Regions from separate parts of the Homo sapiens genome. Here region 1 is linked to region 2. Evidence: chromatin loops called from intact Hi-C (ENCODE). Cell type or tissue: endothelial cell of umbilical vein. All regions are shown on one strand. Links, peaks and the distances in the headings refer to the core of each region. The heading gives the core; the rest is flanking DNA.

Region 1 (12,251 bases), core at 2,701-10,700, 410 kb after region 2:
CATCCTCCCCAAAGACTCTCCACAATGAACTCTAATTTCTGAAACCCTCTTTATTCTTTCAGTGAACTCTTTACAGCCCACCTTTGAGCCCACAGTATCCTATGCCCAGAAAATGCTTAATAAAGATTCTTTTGTTGAAAAGGGGAAGGCAGAGGAGGAGGGTAGAAGAAAGAGGAGGAAAAGGAGGAGGGGTATAGGGGGGATATAAAAAGAAAGAGTAGGAGAAGGGGAAAACAATTGGAAAGGTTGACTATTGTGTTTTATTAATGTTGATAATGTTCAGGAGCAATATATGCAATGGGTTCAAAAATAAAATGTAAAGCTCTGAAAGCATGAGGAGAAGTCTGTGGCCATAAGCATGTTTTGTATATTTTTATGAACTTTCTATTTGAGTTTTTTTTATTTATTTCTTTGGAAAACAATTAGGCAAGTGAGAAACATTAAGAAATTGGTTTCCACTCATTTATTGAGCTATTTTCTCCTCACATAGCATAATTTGAATAAACCACAAATTAATTTTCTATCAATGGTGCCAAAATGTCTTTGAGCATTTTAGGATTCTCGGAGTGGCTATTTGAAACTTTATTTATTTTTCAGCATATTGCTGAAATAAAAATAAAAATCTCAGCATATTGTTATATTTGAAAGAAGCTCCATTCTGTCTTCATTTAGGAATTTCTGTGTTGTTTTCCCCAAAACAAAACAACAGCTGTGTCTAGGCAACATACAAAATTATCAGGGAAAGTTGATTTGAAATATTGAAAAAGATAAGGTAGGAGCATCAGCAAAGAATCCTATGAAAAAGTGTAAATTCATAAAAAGGAAAATTTCATGAAGTTTTATAGGTTATACAGGTTATATAGTTTATTATAGGTTAACTAAACATATTAACTTCAATCTCTGTGTAAATAAGACTGAGTCACCGGAATTTTTCTTCTGGCTTTAAATTTCCATGTCTTTATCCCCAAATATATATTCCTAAGTATTCCCAATACTCTTGAAGAGTACAACCTTATGAGTGAGAAGTTATCTCTAGTTTTCCCAAATAGCAAAGGCAACAGGTGTCCCTCATGGTAGCTAACAGAAGTAAGTACTATATCCCTCTACATACAAAGAATGGGGCTTCCTTTGTCAAGCAGTGGACCCAAAGCAACTGTATATGCAGTCTCCTTGGTATCAGATTTAGCCTGAGGATAAAGATAGTGTGAGCCAGTTTAGGGGAGGGGCAGGTTAATCCTCTTGCTCTCTGCAGCCAGGAAAAGGGCAAGCCTTGTAGAGAGAAAGACCTAATGTGTATATTTTATTGTGTTGCTATTACAGTCTGTTACATACCTTGAACTGGAATGTTTGCATCCCACCCAAATGTTGGATCATCAAAAGCAGACTCAAGTCTGCTTTGGATTTGTATTTTCCAGGCCCACTACACTTGTACCATGGTTTACTGAAATATGAATCAAAGATACAAACACCTTACACTCCCTTCTCTACCAGATCGAAATTATGATTATTATTTAATGCCAAGAACTCTTGTCATGTTACTCAAGCTACTTTTCGAATAACAACAATATCTTACATTTGTGTCAAATTTTGTAGTCTCAAGTTCATTATTTCATAATGCAGGTGCAGTTTCTGTGTAATTCTCTTGTTAAATCTTTGAAAAATGTGTCATCTCATGTTGCGAATGATTTTATTTAATACACATTTAATTAAATAAACCTTCATTAATTGAGCACCTACCTTTCAACCTCATGTCACCCTGTAAACATATTTACAAATGTTCTTCCATTGCAGCCTCAGACAAATGGAACATATCGTAAATCCCATGTCTGTCACATGAATAAACTATATTACTCTACATGATGTTTCCAGTAAAAGAAAGGAGGTTAAGAACACATCTAAGACAATTAAGATTTGGACAACTATCAAAGGTTTTCCTTGAATGTGGTTCCATAAGTTGGGGTAAATTTAAAAGTTTTTTCTGCTTAAATAGCTTCCCATTTCCAATTACTAAATATGCCATAAGAGAGTTCTTATGTCATGTTGCAAATACATTATCAAAACTGTATAAAGAGCATTACTTCCTTTTACATAAGGGAATACCCTCCCCTGATACTTTGGGTTTACATTAATCTTCTTATGGTTCCCACAGTGAGAAGCTATCCTTATGTGCCCTCAGCTTTTGTAACTACTTGCTACCCACTCTTCTTGTTCCACAGGCACGCCTTAAGGTCTTTTAGCCAACATTTACTTTTGCCTCCCAGTTGACCCTTTCCCTGGAATACACCCTTGTCTCATCTATTTCTCCCAGACAATCTGCTCTTCTCCATAGTCAGTATGTCCAAACAACTCCAATTTGTATTCCATGACCTTTCCAACAACCCACACACCCTCTTAAATGGATGTTTTACTCATACGATCATGATGCTTTTCTTGTTCCCCTATGAGTCTCTGTATTAGTTTAGAGAACAGTGCCCCAGTTTTTTAATTATAGGATTAAGAACTAAGATTCATTGGATGCTGCAATGTGCCAGGTACCATGATAAAAATTTCATTTAAGCTCCATTACAATTTTTGGAGGTTAGTATTAACCCCACTATATGGATGAGAAAACAGCCTTGGACAGTTTAAATAACTTGTCCAAATGTGTTGCTCATGACAGGTCAAACACAGACTTTAACTTGAATCTATCAGACTCTGTATCATTCATGGTGTAGCCAAGAACATAATGCCTGTGTTTTTTAACTCAGAAATTCAAGAGGGAGTTTACCATAGGGTATTAGTCACAAAGGTGTTAGAAGATCCCAAAGAGTAAATATTGGAAGAGGAAGCAACCAAGAATTTTCAACTGGAGGCTCTATCATCCCCAGAGTTGGACAAACAAAGGAAGAGATGAGGTTACTAAAGCTCAGGATGTATATGCCGTAGAAGCTGAAATGAAACAGACTCACACGGTGGGAGTTGAGGCCATGGAAGAACAAGCTGCCTGGCAGGAGCTGGAGCTTCACAAGAGACACAGTCACTACTAAAAGCAAAGAGATATGGAGGCAAGCACCCTAGGTTATCTCTTCCTCCCACCCTCCTATCTCCTACCAGTGCCCTCCAATGCCACTTCTAGGGAGAAGCTGATTAGCAAGGAAGTCTTGGAACTAATTCACAAGAATAGCTTCTCTCCAATACAGATAGGGATACAAGGGAAGGAACTTGAGAATAAACAGGCAAAGGCTCACTCAACTCCAAAGCTCATGTTAACCTCATTAAGCTATGTCGCCTACACTCCAACATTTACTTCCAGTAGTGTTAACTGAGTGTAGCCTGCAGCTGTGACAAAAACAAGCTATCCATTTGCCAATATCACAATGCCTTTTCTGTATCTTAAGCATTACCAAGCACCTCACATAGTGACTAGAACACTGTGGGCACACTGACCATTAATTTGCTTTTTTCACCTCTCAAATGTTGACTAAGCCAATCAAATCATCTATAGGAAGAATAACTGTAGGCATAAGGAATGGATCTCAAGTAACTAAATACCAAAAAGATAGAAAATTCTTTTCCATGATACAAGAAAGACAGGAGACGAGCATAATTTTTTTTCAATTTTGGCCTTTATGTAACATTGTTTTATGAATTTATTGCTAAATCAGTTTGATGGCGCAGATGGCCAGATCACTATGCAAGCCAAAATGCTATCTAGGTAGCCTGAGAGGCCTTTAGACAGCTGACTGTTACTTACTACCTAGCCCCAACTTCTCTCTTTCTGAAGAGAAAAGGTCAACACCACTTTAATGCTGTAGAAAAGTCACTTGCTCAGCTTTTGGTACAACAATTGATATTATTTTTGGAATTCATTACTTCTCAAGTGTCCTTTATTTAATCTATTTCACATTCATAAGGAGTATGAAATCCAAAACCAGCACAGACTCAATTATCCTCATTACTCGCTCTTAAATGTAATTCCCTAACATATGGAAGAGGGAACATTTTGGGAAAACGTCAATGGGTCTGAAGTATCAGGGTGACAAAGTTCTCAAAGTTGGATATTCATCCAAACATATTTAATCCCCCTCATTATAAAAATTACACTAGACATTTCATGAGAACCATCTTACTAGCAGAATTCTAGGTATTTCCTGTTCCCAAGGGCAGAGAAATACTGCAAAATCAACATTTTTAAAATGACATTTCAGTACTGTCTCTCTTGGCTGAAAACAGAAAAAGCAAGAGACACATAAAAATAAAAAAGAAAAAAAGATTAATTAAATATTTTCAATGCTTAAATAGTTGATTTTTATGTTAACCTTTATGCAAATTTGTATTTTATCCAAATGAATTTGCTATCCTTGGTGACAACATCATGAATACATTAAACACATCTGCTTCCTCTAAGTTTAATTCTTGCACAATTACTATAAAGAGAAATGAGTATTACCATTTCAGTGTAAAGACCAAGCATCATTTGATTCAACTGTTTGGCTGTTTCCGCATTTTAGAAAAAAAATTCTATCTTCTATCACTCATTTTGAATACAATCTTAGATAAGCTCAGTTGAACTGGTGGCAGAGTGTAATGTTTATTGAAGTCTGTGAAATGAATTCACTTTGAATATGATCTCTTGGTCTGAAAGTTGAGTATCAAGCCAGCATAAACTCTTCTAGCAGTAAAGTTATAAATTTCTCTCAATTTGAGAAACTCCCACCGCACCACCACCACCACTCATAACACACACACACACACACACACACACGTGCACACACGCACACACACACACACACCCTCTGTCACATTACCTAGAAGCCTCCTCCTATAAAGTAGAGCAGGATGCTCCTTTGTGTGTTTGTTCTCAAATCTATTCTTCCCTGGCACCATGTTTTGCTCTGTAACAAGGATGTGCTGACTCCTGCAGGCTGCCTTCCCCAAGTTCCCAGTGGGCCTCTGGCATTTGCTAAAGAGAGGTAACTTGTGGGGAAATTGGAGAGCAGGAAAAAAGGAAATGCCCGATATTTCTACCTCTCTGTTTTCTTCAGGCTGTGTCTCCAGCATGCCTTCATGGCAGGAAAGGCCAAGCCACAGTTCCAAATTCCACTGGATGACCCTCAATCCCTGGGATCCCATAAAAATGTCCCTCCCTTAGTCTCTCTTGGCATGGCTTTCTTTGTTGCTAATCTCTGGGTTGCCTCTCTATCTTCTGTTTCATTTCTCAGATCTCTCATCATGCATATAATCAAGTCCTTCTATTAAGCTTCCACTATTTTACATACTCAGGGAGTTTCCTGTGTTCCTCCTTGGAAACTGACTAATATAGTTTCAATCAAAGCTGACAAGGATTATAGTTCACTGTTTTCTGTTACTTTTAACATTTGCTTCTTAGAAACATAAACTGTGAGAGAAAGTAAAAAAAGAAAGGAGAGAAGAGGTGAAGAAGAAAAAAAAGGAGAGGAGAGAATGGAAGAGAAAAAGGGAGGGTGGAGAGGAGAGGGGAGGAGTAAAGGAAAGGGGAGATAACTCTCTTCCTACCTGCCTACAAAGGTTCAGTGTGGTTCTCTGTGGAGATTACTATGTGGGTCTTTTTGTTTCTTCCCCATTTACCTCGAAATGGAATGGATTTGGACAATATTGGCTAAAACATTCTCCACCCCTCTGCAGAGTCTCTGCTCTTCTTGTAATCAGAACAACCCAACCCTCAACACAATCCCCACCAGAAAGCCACTTCTCATAGCAAAGATGGGAATAGTCCATGGCTGACTGATCCATCTGAGGTTCTAAGTCAGAAGCTATCTCTGCTCTGCCCCTTGTCATGGAGAAGCAAGAGCCTGGAGTGGCCAAGGACTCCTCAAAAAATTGAAGAAGCTCAGTTGCTTAAAGCAGCAGCATGATATCCTATGATGCACAGACTCAGGCCTGAGAATCCTCATTTCTGGCACTGCTGGCCCGGAGAACTCCAACACGCCTGCCAAGGGAGTTGCCTCCAGAAGCTCCCAAAACTTACAGTCTGCAGAAGGCATGAGCATTTCTCCCCAACTCAGCGCTTCACTTTCCACCTGGGCTCCGAAGAATCTCTGCTTGCCAGAATCTCCAACACTCTCTTGAATAGCCAGTTCTTTCACACTCACTTCTCTAACAATAGGAATTGAAAACAGTCAACTGAAGCAAATGAGAGTGGCCATCCTCATCTTCTTGCTTCCGCCTTCCCTGTTCAATCCTACATCTGCTTTCCCCCAACGCCAAAACAAAACAAAAATGACAGGGGATATCAAGAAATGTAAAAAGTTCCTTAGCAGTAATGAGTAAAGCAACTATAAAGGACAGACCTTCTTTAGGAAGTCATATGAGATTCAACCTCAGACCTCCATATATTTCTGCGTTCTGAGAAAAATGAGTGTGTACATATGAGTGACATCACTCTATGTACAAAGTGCCATGGGACAACATGGAAGAGAGAAGCCAAGCCTGCTTCAGAGGCATTAAAGATGAGCCTCTGTCCACACTCCTGCCGCAGCCAACAGATCAAGAACACAAGCGTCAAAAATCACATTCACTTTGGCTATAGTACCTTAGTCAGTTCAGCTTGCCATTACAAAGTATCATACACTGGGTGGCTTATAAGTAAGAAAATTTTACTTCTCACAGTTTTGGAGACTAGAAGTATGAGATCAAGGTGCCAGCATGGTCATTTCCAGTAAGAACCCTTTTCTGGGCTGCAGACTGCCAGCTTCTCCTTTGTCCTCACATGGCAGAGAGAGGACTAGAAAGCTCCCTGGAGTCCCTTTTATAAGGGCACTAATTTCATTCATGAGGGCTCCACCCTCATGACCTAATCATCTTCCAAAGGCCCCACCTCCTACTCCTAATACCCTTATATTGGAGGTTAGAATTTCAACATATGAATTCAGGGAGGACACAGAGAATATAGGGATTAAAGGAATTCAGTTACTCTTTTATTTTTCTTGTTTCCCCCTTTGGGCTTTTATTGCTGTTGTTGTTGTTTCTGTTCATTTTTCATAAAAATCTGTGTTCTGTGAACAAATTCTGTTTGCTGTAAATAAATGCTCTTGTTGCCAAAATTTCTTACTGTGAGAAGTACTACAAAGTAGAAGGAGGTGGGAAAAGAGAAGTTAATTATGAGTTCACGGGCCTAATAATTATTCTTATATTTGTATTTTGCAAAGCTTTTATGAAATACTCTGATTCCTTTTTTTTTCTGGTGAGTTTTTTCTCTACTTTTTAAATAAAGGCATCAATATTTATAAATAACTACTGGCTGTGTTGATTAGATAGAGTAGCCTAGACATCCAGGCCTTGGAAAGCAAATTGGTCTTAGTTTTTGACTGGTCAGTTAATCTTGAGACTTAGCACTCACAGACTAGTACCTGCACTTTAATTCAATGTTATCTTTTTGGGGTTTTGTTTCGTTCTCTCTCTCTCATTGATGCTATAAAATTCCAGTGCAGACCTAATCTTTAACAAATACATAGCTAGAATGCTTTATTCCTTAGCTGCATGTACATTTAGCTTATGAGAAAGAATGATACTCACAGTAATGTGAAGAACTTCCGGAGGGGTCTCTATGAGCTGAGATTTCCATATTAGTCCTTTTCAGGGGGGAAAAAACAAGTCTAGGTTGCATACTTGAAATGTTTTCATTCGGCAGCTTCACATGCCAAGCTAAATCCGCTTTCTGCTTCCCTGGTCAAATCTCTGAGATTTGTAAGGACTGTGGACTTTTTCAACTGGTCAGCCCCTTTTTGGAGTCAGATGTTCCTATCCTAAGCTCTAAGTTCAGTTGTACAAAATTAACCACCTACACTATGGGCAGCTTTCTGTCAACCAGGTTTATGTGGGCTCAATCTCTGTCATTCTTCTTGGACTGAGGGTTTGAAAAATCATCCCAAGGCTACTTTGAATCTCTGAGTTAGCCCATTCTTCACTTTGGTTTCTGGAAATTAGCAAGTCATCCTGCTACACTAACCTCCTGCTATAGACCACAGTATTGCATTAGAAATGCAAAGGAAAGTAATTTCTGCTTCTACTTTTCCCATATAATATAAAGCAAGACAAAGCAATATCATAGAGGGGTATAGGGAAGAAACTATGGGTTTTTGGATTCAGAAAAAGCTAATTTTGAACGCTGGTAACACCAGATACTAGCTACAAGATCTTGTCTCAAAACCTTAGTTTCTTATCTGTGAAGTGGAGATATTAAGAACTGTGCTACTGAAATTGTTATGGAAATTAGAGATGACAAACAGTAAGTAAAGCAGTTGCTACTGTTATTAATATTAATAGTGTGTTTTCAGTGAGAAACACAAACAGACTTCTATTAGATAATGGCACAACTGAGAAAAGAAAATATGCACATGGGAATATAAAATGGACAAATATCACGGCCTGGGGGCTTCACCCAGGCACAAGCAGAAATTCTACGGCCATGTGTTGAGAAGCCTATAGCCCCCCTGGAGGGAGGCACACTGTTGAAATGACATGCCAGGAAGTTAGGGAAGGTAACTATCACATAACTGTACAGCTTTAATCTAGTTTCACCAAGTGAGTGCCACAGCAGTCTTTCACTAAATAAAGGAGAAAAGTGTCTTTCCCATGTAAGTGACAGAGGCTGTGGTGGCTGGCCAGGGTATAGAGTAAGTCTGTAGTAGCAAACACTCAGCAGCACTCATAACCCAGGCTACATCCAAAACCATGGGGTCAGGCCCTAAAGAACAACAGTATTTTGGGAGGCCTGACAGTTGTCATCTTGTTATTTAGCCAATTTTTTCTTTTTTAAATTTATTCTGGCTGATTTTTAAAGCAACCCTCTTACTTGATCCTTAATTATTTTTCTTCTTCATCTTAATGGGTAAATCACTTATAGCTATCTATGTAGTTGTGGGCTGGGTCTATCAGACAGGGATTGTAAAGAGAAAAAACAGTGTAAAAGACCTGAAAATGCTATGATGCCCTTGCTCTTTTGGCTCTTTTGACAACTGTGCATATCTTCAAATAGTTTTCCCAGGCACATGGCTCTGAACTTGGTTTAAACTCAGTAAATGCTTCTGGAACCCCTGCTAAAATTAAGGACCCATTATGCCTTCCTCTAATTGACAGCATTACTTTTTTTAAAGGAGATTATAGTACTTTCCAGTCATCAAAGCTTCCCATTATTACAGATCGGCATTTCTGGTGTAGATTAACAAATGCCAGAATTATCCTTCAGCTCACAGCATAGATTCAGGTTTGAACTCTGTATGTAGAGCAGCTTACAATTTATGGGCAGCAGAAATGACACCATTGAAAAAAGTTAACATGAACCACCAACAAAAGATTAAATTGTTTCCCCAGATGCAGCTTCTGAATTTTTAAGTTTTAAGTAAATCTTTCACCCAATTAAAGCTTATTATAACTACAGAGGTTTCATTATTAATACATAGCCAGAAAATTCATTACCTCTATCGAATCTCTAGTTTTCTCTAGATTAACCTGAATCATTGAGTTTTAAGTGTGTTTGGGCTTTCTGCTGCTTGAAACATGGCATTTACTGGGCCAATCTCTGTCCTATGTTGGGAAAGATAGGAAAATTGAGATAGAGATGAGCAAGTCATCAAATTGTCAAACCTGAAAATACATTGGCCAGAGTGAAAAGCATTCAGGTGGAATACATGGGTAGAGCTCAGTTCAATATGTCAGCTATCTACTGAGTAGTTCAAAGCTAAAAACTATGGATAGAAGTTCAGAGCAAAGAAGTACCTGTTTAAATATACTTTAAACACATGAGTCTGAGTGTTAATTACATTTAGAAAACTTGAGACCAGCCAGGAAAAGAGTTAGCTCAATCTTGAGTAAAATTGGTTATTTGAGGAAAAAAATGAACAAAACTATTTCCACCGAGTCAATAGCCCTAGACATTTTCACTGACCTTTAAGAAAGTCTATACACAGCAGTCTTACAAAACACATAGTGATTAAGAACTCAGTAAAATTCCATCTGACATTTATGACTTGTGATTCAAATCTATCTCTTACTAGGTAAGCCTAGAGATGGTGCTGCTATTATATAAATAACCTAAAGCTGGGGTTCTCAAAGTATGACCCATAGTCAAACAACCTCATCATTACCTGGGAACTTGTAGAAATGCAAATTCTAGGACCCTCCCAGAGAACTGCTTTATCAGAAACTGTTGGGAGTGAACCCAGCAATGTTTGTTACCATTCTGACAGCAACTGGCCTACAGACTTACAGTTACAGATTGCAAAGTAAAGATGCTTCTACGTCTATTCTCTTCTCTGAAATTGGCTGAAAATAACAATAAGAAAAAAATAAAAACAAGGAAATTCCATTTTAAATTATATTAGCTACTACAATACCAAACCAAAAACTGTGAGGAATACAGTGAGATTTGGATTCAATTGAGCATAATAGATGCATACCTTAACAGACCTCAGGCAGAGCATGGAATTCTACAAAGGAAAGAGACACAGCCCTAAGGTGCCTGACCAGGGATTTTTTTATTTGAAACAGCAAATTGTAGAGTGACAGGCAATGTGGGGCCAAATGATGAAGGAGGCAGACACACCATCTTTCAAACTACTAGGCTGGCAGTATGGCAAGGAGAGATGGTGGGTAACAGTTGCTGTTCAAAATTGCTAAAGTAAAACTAATAAATACGAATTCCAACACATTGCTCCATTGCAAGATAAGCAAACTGAAAGGGCACATCTGTGAAAGAAGTGAGCAAAAATCTGTCCCCTAGCAGAAACTTTGGGAAAAGAATTGAAACAGCAGAACCATAATAAAGCTATCTTCTGCCCCAACTTACTTCCCCAGCCCTTTTTCAGACTATTGTTTAGCAAATAGCTAGCTACCCCCGAAACAATGGCCCCATTTAAAGATGAGAAAAATATCAGAAAGAAGCTGGAATAAAAACAACATATAGAGATACTACAAGAAAAAAATTAAAAAATTATACAAAAGAGGCACACAAATTAAATGTAACAATTATAGAAGAAATATATTATTTCCTCAAATAATTTTCAATGATATTGAAAAAAATTTTAAATAAAGCCTTTTTGAAGAAATATTTAGAACAAGACAGAATGGCTCAAAGAAGAAAAGACAAGCCAATAGAAGGACAATAAAAGTAAGCTAGCAGAATTTAGCAAGGAAATAAAAGAAATAAATATGATTAATTCAGAAATAAAATCCACTTTAGAAGCAGACATCTTTTAATGGATGTCACCAAAAATACAGACTTAATTATGGAAGTTAGACTTGAGAACACCGAGTAAAATGAACGAGAGAAAAATAATTCGAAATCATTGGAAAGAAAAATTAAAGATAAATTAAAATTAATATGGAAGACAAATAAATAAGATCCAATATGCATATCCATGAAGAGAAGTAAATGAATTAGAAACAAATTCAAAGATGTATTAGAGAAAAACATTCCAGGACATTTTAATTAAAAAGCAAGTTACAATTTCAAGGCAAAAGTTATTAAATTTGTCAAAGAATGGGACTTGATAATGATGAAGTATATACTCCATAATGAAGACCTAGCTACCTAGCTATCCTTAATATCTATGCACCAAATAATATAACATAAAAATGCATAATGCCAAAAACTGGAAGTAGACATAAATGGATAGTAATACAAAACATACACACAATCTTTGACAAATGATATAGATTTAAAATAAGTACCGGCTGGGCGCAGTGGCTCACGCCTGTAATCCCAGCACTTTGGGAGGCAGAGGCGGGTGGGTCACCTGAGGTCAGGAGTTCAAGACCAGCCTCAACATGGAGAAACCCTGTCTCTACTAAAAATACAAAATTAGCCGGGCATGGTGGTGCATGCCTGTAATCCCAGCTACTCGGGAGGCTGAGGCAGGAGAATTGCTTGAACCTGGGAGGTGGAGGTTGCGGTGAGCTGAGATCATGCCACTGCACTCCAGCCTGGGCAACAAGAGCGAAACTCAGTCTCAAAAAAAATAATAAAATAAAATAAGTACCAATACAGAAAAAAATAAGTAACATAATAATATGGATGTTATATACATACACACATATATAAAATCAAATGAAGCAACTTTTAAAGACAAATGGAAAATGTGTTAAAGTTGGCAGGTAATAGCCCATAAAGAAAATTTCCATAAATTTTGTATTATAATTAAAGAATGTCACCTATACTATTTCACACTAGCAAATGTATTAAGATTTTCCGTAAGAGCCACACATAGATAATAGTTTTTAATTATGATGCCAGA
Region 2 (12,251 bases), core at 2,857-10,856:
AGGAATTATTTGATCATTTATGTTATGTCATAATTGTTTCATGGCCATTTAAGATCATGGTGCCCAGAGATATGCCATCAAATAAGTATAACTAGCTGGATGTTTTTGGTTCACGTGAGTTTTGTTGTTGGGTCATGCTGATTTGTGCAAAAAAACAAAAATCATGATGTATTTGGGAAAATTTCCTCTTTCAGAAGTCAGGAGGTCAGGATTCTGGTTCTATCTTTTCCACTAATTAATTTGATAACCTTGGAAAAACTATTTTACCTTTTAAAATCCACTATTATTACTGCTTAATAGAATTTCACTGAGTTTATAATGGTTCTTTCTAGCCAGAACATTCTTTACTGCTAATCACTTTTGGCATTAAATTACATTAGCCTGATTAATTACTTAGCTTAGGAAAAGCAGTGTTTAATAAAATTTTGAATAGCAGAAGGCAGATTATTTGGTGATGTAAATAAAAAGAATGCATTTGTATGTATCAGAAGCAGTCTAAGACTAGAAATTCTAATATATAGAATAATTCCAATAAGAACAATTCTAATTAGTTGTCCCTTAACTAAGAAACTAAGGGACTTGTTACCCTACCTAACACATTGTCAAGTGAGACTTGCTATTGTTCCAGAATTGGAAACAGGGATCCAGAATTAGAAGCAGAAGGACACATAGAATCCCCATGTTCTAATAAGGTTACTTAATGAGTACTATTGGGGCCAGACCTTTTCAGGTCTTATTAAAAGATGACCAAGTTGGCTGTTTTACTTCAAACATCACTGTATCCTGACTACCTATCTATATGAGCAGAAACTATACAGACTACAGAAATTTGAGAATAATTGGAGTCTAAGCAGAGATAACTGAAACACTTTTACTTCCTCTACAGAAGCGATAGATAGTGGTTCCTTGAGGAATCACTTCCTTCCCTGAGTCAAGAGATCCAAAGGAGCCAATCCTAGAGATTAGAGGAGACAGCCACTGGCATCTCATTCTCTGTGGGATGTATGCCCAGGTGGATAACTTGCTGAGCTGCTCTCTGTGTGGAATTAAGCAAAAGAAAAGGAACTGGAGAAATATGGCATAAATGAGGGAGGGGATAAAAATGGAGCAGGGGTACACCTCACTCCCCCTGTCATGGCAGGATGGATGCAATACTCATAGGCAAAGTATCTTCCAGGCAAAGGCAACCTAGAAGCAAGAGGCTGTGGGTTGAATGAGTATAGGAAGACACTTATGGAGATTGACAATGTCAATCTAGACCAAATATCCTCAGGCAGAAATTTTAGTTAGAAGACCCAACAAGGGTCATCTAAAGATCCCACTTATGTGTCCATTCGAGGGCCATCATATCAAGATCATCTCACAGAGAGGACTGCTGTAGCTATAGATAAGTAAGAAACGTTTGCTTCCAATCTTTCGTTTCTCCTGTCTGCTTCCCACATGCCACAAGAGAAGGGGACTCAGCAAGGGAACAAAGATGAGTTAATGGAGCACTCCATGCCCCTTCCTTATTCCATATTCTTCAGGCCACAGCTAACTTGAACTAGAGGAAGCGTGGATAAAAGACTAAAGTTTGAAATGACAAATTGGATCGAACTTTTTGATAACTGGAAGTGGCTGGAAAACTATGGAAATTGACTGAGATTTTACAAAGAGGTGGTAAATGAACAGCCCTCCTGGCATAGTGAAAGTCGTTTAAAAAAAAAGCCGAAAACCATTTTATTTCTGTATTCCACTGAATCCAGAATGTTCAACAATCTGGCAGCCAAATTATAATATTCTAATGCTTTGATTCAGAATTTTAAATGTAGGAATCCCGGCTTTGCTTCATATGGTGTTGTTTCTGTCACTATTGAGTGGATATGTGGCTACTTCTAGCTTAGTGTCCAGAATGTGTGGAAATTCATGAAACACTAGGGTCTACAAAAAGGAAAGAACATTGGGTTAATGTTACAAATTATTTACAGAAAATATCTGTACATTTTTTATTGGGAGACAGTTCTCCATGAATACTTTTATATTTTTGTATAGCTCAGGTTTCAATAGCAAATATGTGCTGGAAAGTAGAAATGGTGCATTGCTCCAGAAAGATTTAGAGACTCATCTCTCCAGAGCCACTTGCTTACGTTCCATGGTCAAGCCCTTCCCCTCCATTTCCCAGATGTATTAGTCTGTTCTCACACTGCTATGAAGAAATACCCAAGAGAAGGTAATTTACAAATAAAATAGGTTTAATCGACTCACAGTTCTGCATGGCTGGGGAAGCCTCAGAAAAGTTACAATCATGGCAGAAGGCACCTTTTCACAGGGTGGCAGGAGAGAGAATGAATGCCAGCAGGGGAAATGCCAGACACTTAAAAAACCATCACATCTCCTGAGAACTCACTCACTATCACGAGAACAGCATGGGGGAAACTGTCCCCAAGATTCAAATACCTTCCACTGGTCCCTCCCATGACATGTGGGGATTATGGCATTGCAATTCAAGATGAGATTTGAGTGTGCACACAAAGCTAAAAAAAATATAATCAGAGAAAATTTGGTTGCATTTCAGGGTAAATGTTTCTCTCTCTATGGAGAGGAGGAGGGGCACATGTCCCACGCTATGTAAGTTCTGAGTCATAATTTCAGGTTTCTTCTCCTGTTATACAAACCCCATTGCATGCCCAAATGAATAACTCGTCCTTATGCTGGTAGCAGAAGTGGAGCTAAAATGCTTCTGGTGGGGAAACTGGAGCTAAAATGCTCTATGAGAGCATGTTTTCTGTTAGTATTTATGGCATACACTACATATACATACATATAGACATATACTACATATATATGTGTGTAACATATGTTAATTTTTGTAAATAACAATAAAATAAAGGTATTAAATATTATGATGTTAAACAACTTTATTCTACTCATGTTTATAAAAATTCACATATACAACAAAATAGTCAGTTTTAAGCCCAGAAACTAGTATAAAGCATTTAATATTTTATTTTTACTGTATTATTAAATTTTACAAATTGTTTTGGTAATACTAATAGTTTAACTTGTTTGAAGAATTAAAGTACTTGGTTTGTATTTCTTGGGATGGCCCTAACACATTTGAACAACATTCATTCCGTTAGAAAAATACACTGTAAAGATCTATTATCAAGAAAGAAATTTCGTAAGTATTGAGTGCTATAGATTTTACAGTTAAGGTCTAAACTTGGTGCATATTTTGAATTTTGACCCAGCTGGGTATATCTTTAAGGGTCAGTAGGAAAAATTGTTTTAATGAAGATCTGTTGAGGTTCCCGACAGCAACCTTGGCTGGATGAGCTGGGTTGCTTTAGGTCAATGGCCACATTCCTTACTTTCCTGCCAAATGTAGCACAGAGAGAGGGAGTTGAGGTATGAAACAATAGGAATTAGTGAGGAGGGATGATTTTGAGTGTAGAACATCACAGTACCACTTTTCCTGTCCTCCTGCCTTGCTCCAGGGCAATTGCCCTGGGTCCTTAGCAAGAAGGAGACAAAAATGAAATAGTAGATCTAATCAGATGGAAGATTTCATCTTTTGTGCTGAAGTAGAAGAGATAACACAAAGTAGTATATTTTGTGATCAAGTTGAAGATGGTTCAACAAACAATGAGCTCCTACTGTGGGTAAGGTACTGTGCTAGGCACTCAGGTCTACAAGATGGATAAGATGGAGTTCAAAACTGTGTCTGTGTGTCAGGGGGTGAGAGGGTTGTTGAAAACCAGAAAAAGGATTCCAATGTAAAGTAGTAAGTACAGGGATAGAGAAGCAAAAACTCAGGCATGGGAAACAGTATGGTGTCCAAGGAGAACCACAGCAATTAAATAACAGTAGAACGGCAGTCCTTAATCTTGGCTGCATAGTAGAATCATCTCATGAACTTTTAAAAAATGCCCATGACCAGGCCTGACCCAAGAGAAATCAAATCTGAATTTCCGGAGGTGGGGTCCAGGCACTGGTAATTTTTTAAAGCTTCCCAGGTGATTCTCATTGCATTCCAGTTGAAACCCACTGTAATGGTCATTGAGGGTGAATAAGTATTTGAAAATGCTATGTGAACTACAAAGCCCCACTCCGCTGCCAGACTGAGAGCCCTTTAACATAGAGATCATGTCTTATTTGTCTTTATATCTCCACACTTACCAATATAGGATCTGTCACATAGAAGAAGCATGGTATATATCTGCTGAATGGGTGAATGAATGAATAAATCAACAATGCGAATAAACACATATTGAAGTCTTGAAACAGCATTTAAACAGAAAAAAAAATGATTAAAGGGAAAATATGCACTTACGGTTTATATTCAAACAGAAAGTTTAGACAGGCATATAAACTTATGGACTGATTCAAATTAAGTTGATTTATTGCAACTTTCAAACATAATGTGAATGAACCTTAAAAATATATACAGAAATATGTCCCTGCTTTTGAGTGCTCCAGCTGAGAACATGGCTTGGTGAACAGACAATTTAAACAACAACAGATCCCAGAAAAAAAATTCAATATTTGAAATCAGAACACAGTGGAAATCTTGGAAAGTAATCATGTTTTATTTGGAGCCTCCCATTTTTATTTTGAGCCTCCCATTTTAATTTTTTAGATGGCCTGGTTTTGAATAAAATCACATACACGTGTGTGTGTGTGTGTGTGTGTGTATACATAATTGATGTGTGGATTCAGACATTATGGAAATGTTCAGATAAAATTAATCTGTAATCCAGAAGTGATTAATGAGTTTTAAATTTAAGAAAAAAGTTGCTTGCTTTTTCAACGGATGAGGAAAGGCAAAGAACTAAAAATACATTGTATTTTCACTCTGCACTTTGCAATTTCTAAGGAAATATCATAAGAAATTGTGTCCTCATTATTGATGTCAAAGAAAAGCTAACCTTTTTGTGCTTTTGCTGCAAGTTGACTTTGTAGCTAACTGGTCACCATTCTGCCCCTGATACATACTCATTTATCAGTATCACTTCCAAGGAAGGAGTTAGTGTATGCTTCCATCAAATGCCTGAGGAGTGCATGTGGGCAAGAAAGAGAAACCATGTTAAGGGAAAAAAGAGACTCCCGTAGAAAGAGCACCTCAGGGAAGTACTGATCATGAGAATAAAGTTTTCATAGTTCAGAATTAAACAGGTATCGAGATCTAATTAGAACTCTCTTCTAGGAACACAGGGATAATTCATGTGTGCCTTAGAAATGTAACACAAAGCTGGAAATAATATTATTTTGAGTGGTATCTCATATAGGGAGATCTTTTAGAAAATAAAGGCGTGTGATGAGCAAACAGAAGGTAGGAGTACGGCACCAAATTAGCGGCCAGGGATACAGAGCAGCACACCTGGGGTCCTCTTGTCTAGGTAGGGGAATGGCAGTATGGAGCAAACCCAAGCACTCAAGGAAAATAGGCAGCAAGTAGGAGGACTGCCTCTGCACTGGCATGTTCACTATGTCTGCCCCTGATCACTTCACTAAATTTCTTTCTACATACACTTTTAATTATTTCAATCTCTCTGTTAAATTTCTTTGATAAATTTCTGAATTGATTCTTTGTGTTTTCCTAAAGTTTGTTCAGCTTCCTTAAAACAACTATTTTGAATTTTTTGTCTGGGAGATAACACATCTCCATCACTTTAGGGTTGGTCTCTGGCACTTTATTTTGTTCATTTAGTGAGATCATATTTCCCTGAATGTTCTTAATGCTCCTTGCACAGATGCTTGTGGATGTGCCACAATGTCTGTATATCGAGGGATTAGGTACTTAATTTAGTCTTGAAAGTCTTGCTTTGTGCCTGTCCTTTTTCAGAGGGCCTTTCAGGGATTCTAAGCAGACTGACCACTATGTTCCCTGAGCCTGTGACCACTGCACCTCTCTCAGCACTAGGGGACAGTCTAAGACCAGGCTTGCTGAGAGTATCAGGAGGACTCTGAGGCTGATATGGCTTTTGGGGCCAGATGGACCTAGGGAAGACCCAAGGAGGATACTAGAGCTGTGTAGAAATGGTCGCCAGGGACCTGAGTACAGGAAACTGTTCTGGTGACCCAGAGAGGTGTGCCTCCCCGCAAGTTTCTGCACCGGTAGGATATTTTCCTGACTGGAGCCAGAGGGGCTGGAGCTAAGATGGTCCTTGCTTGGGATCTGTTGTGGAATATAGGCTGGAGAACCCAGTCTCATTGGCTCAGAGGGGTGTATGTCTCCCAAGAATTCCCTGCATAGATGGAATAGTTTCCTGACTGCAGCGAGGTGCGCTGGAGCTAACAGTCGGCCTCTCAGAATCTGCTGTGTGGCAGAGGCTGGAGAGCCTGGTCTGATTTGCTCAGAGGAGCACATGTCTTCTAGCAAAACTGGATAGTTCCCTGAGGCTAAGGGAAGGGCCAGAGCCGAAACGGAGTCCCCTTGGGATCTGCTGTGGGACAGAGATTGGTGAGCCCATTAGGGAGACTCAGACTGCCAGGCTGTGAGATATGGTCAAGTCTCCCTCTGGGTCCTTACAAAAGCAGCTCTGAACTGGAAACTCAATGAAGTGGGGACTGGAGCAGATCCATGGAAGGCAACTTTCAGAAGCATGGTCGAGACCATTGTCAGTGGGCAGATGAGCCTCTCTACCAAGGCACTAGTGTGAGGGAATTCCTCTGGACTCCTTGGCAAATGGTTTTGGTTGCAGGCTCATAAACTAATGGAAATGTGGCCAACCGGCTTAGAAGACTGGGCTGTTTTTGAGCTGGAACTCAGGAACAGATTCAGTGGATTAGACACCTGGGTGTTGGTCTACACTCTCAAAATGACCCTTCAAGGTCTGGCCTTGGGCTCCAATGGGGCTTCACAAACTCCCACATCAATCCTGAGGCTCCTCAGAGAAACTTTTGACTGTGGATGGGTACAAATTCTTGTTGTGGTGGTGGGATATAAGTGGGTTACCTTCTATTTTACCATCTTAGTGATGTCCTCTTTCTACATGCACTTAATGACACTTAAATGATAGCAGCTGAGACCATTTTTCAAGAGCTGCTATTTAATGCGGTAAGAACTTATGCTACATTTCTGGGTTGGAGTCTACTGGCCCGTGCAAGCTAATCTGAAGATGATTAGCAACTCATTTGACAAGGTAGGTTAGAACTGAAATGAATGAGTTAACTATTGTCCCTTAGCCTTGTTTATATCCTCATCATATCCCATCAGTATTATTATAATCATCCTCTACCCAGTCTCCCTGATCCCAGTCTACCTGCATAATCATCTTCTTAAAATGTAAATCTAATAATATTGCTCCTTAACATCACTGCGTAGAAAATCTACAATGTGTTTTATCACCATAGAGTAAATCCCCAAAATCTAAATATGGTATAATAAGGCAATTGCCACCAGTTACTTTTCCAGCTTCTTTGTTAGGTACCTCTCCCACCCCCATCATCTTTCGCTAATTACAGAAACATTCCCACTCTCCAATGAACATTCCTTACTCTTCCATGCCTCCATTCCTTGGCTTTTACTGTTTTCTATGTCGAGAACACTCAACCTCCAAATTGCTGAAATTCCATGCATCCTTCAAGAATAGGTTCAAATCCTACTTTTGAGTAGGTTTTCCCAAACTTTCAGGCTAAGCTTTATTTGAGAACTTTGTTCACTTTTTCTTTCTGATCATTATAGAACACTAAAAATGTGAATTACCTATTCATGTTTGTCTCCTTCATAAAACCATGAGCTCATTAGAGCCAAGGGATCAATCTGATTTGTCTTGTTATTCTCAGTTCTTAGTACTCAGCATGGTATCCAAGACATAGTACATTCTCAAATATTTTTGTTGAATGAATAAATGAATATATATTGTATTATATAGGATTAGGTTTGAATCTATAGAAACTCTATGACTCAGCAAGATAGAAGAATTTTTCTTTTTCCTCATATAAAGGATATTTAGAGACAGGCAATCTAAGGCTGTATATTGGCTCAATGTTGGCATCAGTGTCACAAGAGAAACTCTGCTACCCATCTTCTGTAGACTGAATTATGTGCTCAGAGTCCTAACCCCCCGATGTGACTATATCTGGAGATAGAAACTTTGTGGAGGCAGTTAAATTAGGTCATAAGGGTGAGGTCATGCCATGAACTAAATGTCTGTCCCCACTACCCCATTTGTATGTTGAAAGTCTAATTCTTAATGTGATAATATTTAGAGACAGGACCTTTGGGAGGTAATTAGTTATGAGAGTAGAACCCTATGTGAATGGGTTTAATGCCTTTATACAAAGAGACAGGAAAGAGTTTGCTTCCCCTACTCTCGTTAGGAAACCAGGAAGAGGGCCCTAAACAGACATTGGATCTGCCAGTATCTTGCTCCTGAACTTCCAGCCTCCAGAACTGTGAGAAATAATTTTATGTTGTTTAAACCATCTACTCTATGGTATCTTGTTATAATAGCTCAAACTGACCAAGATAGGCCCTGATATGCTAAGATTAGTTTATTGTTTTTATCAGAAGAGAGGCATCAGAAAACCCTCTCTTACCCATCTCTGCCCTGAATTCTTGAGTTCACAAAGAAAAAGACATGGGCAAACAGTGTGGTAGCAGATGCCTACAAGCCAGGAAGAGATGCCTCACCAGAAACCAACCATGCTGACACCTGATCTCAGACTTTGAGCCTCCAGGACTGTGAGAAAATAAATATCTGTTGTTTAAGCCACCCTGTCTGTGGCATTTTATTAAGGCAGCCTGAGCTAAAACATTAGTTTTAACTTCAAGATCTCCTTCTGGTCTAAAATGGCTGCTGGAGTATCGGTGATTACATCTGAGTTTTGGGCAATAGGAAGGAAGAAGGAGGAGAAGGAAAAAGGGTGAGAAGTTCCCTCTCTTAACTGAGTCAGTGCTCCTTCAAAATTTCTCAGATATTCACTTAAGTACCTTGTTCACCCCTGGCTTCAAGGAAACCTGGAAAATGTACTGTGTAAGCTGGATACATTGCCAGGCATACAATCAAGCTTCTGTTTGTGAGGAAGGTGGGGAAAAAGGCTATTAGGTCAGCACTTAGTAGTTCTGGTCAGAAATGTCTTCATGACCCCCCACCCCCCTACCCCCCACAGTTGTGGCTTTTGGATGGAAAGTCTGTGTCCTGGCTCTATAGAGTGGTCCCCTACACTGCACTGAATTTGTAAAAAGGGTGTCATTTGGGTAACATAGGCAAAGATCTAGACAAAAATGTTGAAGTACAGGATGTTTTGAATGCTACTATCATTTGATTAAAGAGTTGGATAGTACAATATTTTATAACATTCCTGGAAAGAGTTTTGAGGGGATGTTCATGTTCTCTTTTTCTCCCGGCAAGGAAAATCTGAATTAAATATTCCTATAAAATTGAGAGCCTATTCTGGACCTATCACTTCAGAAGAGTTGGTTATGCTACACTAATCAGATTTAATCCACCTTACTTGGAGATCAGCGTTCTATAGCCCAATTTGATTTACTTAATCAAATTGGAGGGGAGAAGGAATGAATATTAGGAGAGGACCACACTGGTTCTGCAGTTTCAGGGGAAATCAATCTTAAGAACTGAAGAGGTGGAGGATGGACATCTGCACTCCAATATTCTCCTGTAGTAGTGTCTTGGGTTTGAGCCCACAAAACTGTGACCAAACAATTGGGAGATTCTTGAAATGCTGTCACTATCCTGAAATTTCTAATTAACCACAAATATTCTGAGTGCTTTCTATGTTTAAACTGGCATGGCTAACCATCACTTTTTAGGGTGATCTGAATGGGTTTGAATTGAGTAACTCATTTTCCTGGTATTCCCAGCTGGCTTACTGTCATTTCATTATGCTTGTAGCAATACCACAGTTATTTAATAAATTCAATTCCACATGTTGCCCAATTGAATTTCGGGGTCTCATAATGGTCCTATGACTAGCTTCTGCTGTTTTTTACATTGCCATCTGAATGGGAAAAGGAAATAATATCCATCAATGCCTGTTTTGTATCATATCTAGGTTGAAGACCCTTCTGCCTGTCACATTGACTGATATTTCCTCACTAGAAACCTTATTTTATAGAATTGGCATCTTCTTTTAGAATGTGATTACCTGGAGATTAAAGAACGTTGCCCAAAGTAATCCAAAGTGTTAGTGGTTGTGATCATTAATTTTATGTGTCAACTTGACTGCTCTAAGAGATACCCAGATAGCTGGTAAAAAATTACTTCTGAGCATGACTGTGAGGGTGTTTCCAAGAGAGATTAGTCTTTGTATTAGTAGACTGAGTAAAGAAGGTCAGTCTCACCCACGCAGGTAGGCATCATGCAATCCACTGAAGGCCCAAATAGAACAAAATGGCAGAACAAAGGCAAATGCTCTTTCTCCTTTAGCACGGACATTCATCATCTTCTCTCATTAGACATTGGTGCTTCTGGTTTTCAGGATTTTGAACTCAGACTAAGACTTGTATCAGTGACTTTCTTGTGCTCAGGCCTCAGCCTTGGACTGAAACTACAGCATCAGCTCTCCTGGGGTTTCAGCTTGCAGATGGCAGGTCATGGGACTTCTCGGCCCCCATAACTGTGTGAGCCAATCCCTCAAAATAAGCCTCTTTTTACCTATCTCTATATATCCTTTTGATTCTATTTCTCTGGAGAACCCTGGCTAACACAGTGGCTGAGCAGAGGTTGTGACTCATACTATTCATCCATCTACCACATGTCAACATTTAGACTAAAAGGTAATATTTATTGAAAATTAACTGTGTGGAAGGCTCTGTGTTCTCCACTCCATTTCCATCATGCTTTTTTACTCAGTAAAGCCCTCCAAGAGCTCTATTATCCTCCCATTTTGCAAATGAGGAAACATGGAGATGTTTTGTGAGTAGCCCAAGTAGGTGAGCAGTGATTCATACCAGTATTATTTGACTTCCAAGCTTATTTTCTTAATCAAATGCTAACTTCTGTAGCACAGAAAGAGGAAGCATATTGTAATCATTAGGAGGCTGGGCTCTGCAATATGGGTTAAAAGCCTGGCTCGGCCTCTTTCTAGATCTATAACATTGCACAGTTTATTCAAACTGTACATATCAGCATCTTTCTTTACCTGTAAAATTAATATAATTATAGTGCTTACTTCCTATGGTGGGGGTGAATAATAAATGAGAGATAATGTTCCATGGCTTTCCAAGGCATTCTCCAGCATCACTTTCCACAATGACCTGGTGCCCTGACCACAGCCATTTGTTATTTGGAAAGATATAAGCTAAAGTCATTTATGATAAAGAGTTAACAATCAATATTATTGATTGCTATTTAAGCAGAAAGATTTTAAATACTTGATGTTTTAACATGTTTTTTAAGCAACTGAGATTTGCATTTCAAATGAAATTTCAAGTAAGAGCCAAAATGTAATACAGACAAAAACAGCAGTCTAATTAGATGCCTACCAGGTTTTGGGTCTGCTAGTGGTAAGCCAAGGGTAAGTGGGAAGACCAGTGGTGGGGATGAATATGGTGAAATCAGCCTGGACATGCTGGGCTCGTGGTGGATGAGGACATCAGGCAGAGAGACAGCAGGCAGGTGTAGCATGTGACTTGAGCTCAGGACAGACTGCAGATCTGAAGAGACAAGTACGGAAGTTGTCCGTGTTGGGTAGTTGCAGAAGTCAGGTGTTTGGAATGATTATGCAGAGTGGAGAAAGGGCCAGGGACAGAACCTTGAGGGAAATACCCCTACTAAAGGACTAGTTAGAAGAAGACGAACACGTGTAAGAGTCTAAGAAGAAAAGTCATGAAGGGGAGGCAATCATAGGGAAGGGAGCCACAGAAGCTGCTCCAGAGGTGCAAATCATGTTCTCCCTGTCGTCATGTTAGGGAACACACAATTCAAGTCAGTTCCCTTGAAAAACTCCCAAACTATTGGCTACAGCTGACCAGAGGCCAGAACTTGACAGAAGATGCAAGCTGAGACAATCAGATTCCCTCTTCTTGATGGATGTAACTGTAAAGGGAGACTCCAGTTCTTTTACTGAGTTTTGGAACTGGAAGCCATGTAAATCAGGACAGGGTCAGGGCAGCCATGCAGTGCAAAAGCAGAGAAAATCTGTTTCCAGACAGACGACTGAAACTGATCTGAGAAGTTATGACAGATTCAACGGGCATAGGGTGCTTAACAAAAGAAACAAATTTCAGGTTATCATTTTTGGTTCCAGTCCTTCAAAGGTCCAGAGAGATCGCTACTTCTGGGTTCTATTCCTTGAACTACCTC

What was found. Hi-C counts contacts between places; a loop is a spot of excess contacts. Peaks named below come from ENCODE experiments on the same cell type or tissue, not always from the same donor. Only the 100,000 strongest peaks of a DNase experiment are listed, where the experiment ranks them.
Region 1: it touches region 2 in a loop (17-fold over the local background); 7 of 110 quality-filtered maps call a loop at or near these places.

What each region holds. Positions count from the first base shown.
Region 1 is chr3:99,519,516-99,531,766 of GRCh38, forward strand. The region is part of intron 1 of LOC105374007 (a long non-coding RNA gene); the gene reads right to left. All of the region lies in intron 1 of LOC105374005 (a long non-coding RNA gene), which reads right to left. Among named protein-coding and RNA genes, the nearest start is that of COL8A1, 110 kb to the right of the region's middle. In endothelial cell of umbilical vein, for the core only: no CTCF peak of the experiment used is centred there; a DNase peak (open chromatin) is centred at 7,606.
Region 2 is chr3:99,108,843-99,121,093 of GRCh38, forward strand. No RefSeq gene overlaps it. Among named protein-coding and RNA genes, the nearest start is that of LINC00973, 200 kb to the left of the region's middle. In endothelial cell of umbilical vein, for the core only: a CTCF peak has its summit at 5,906; a DNase peak (open chromatin) is centred at 5,919.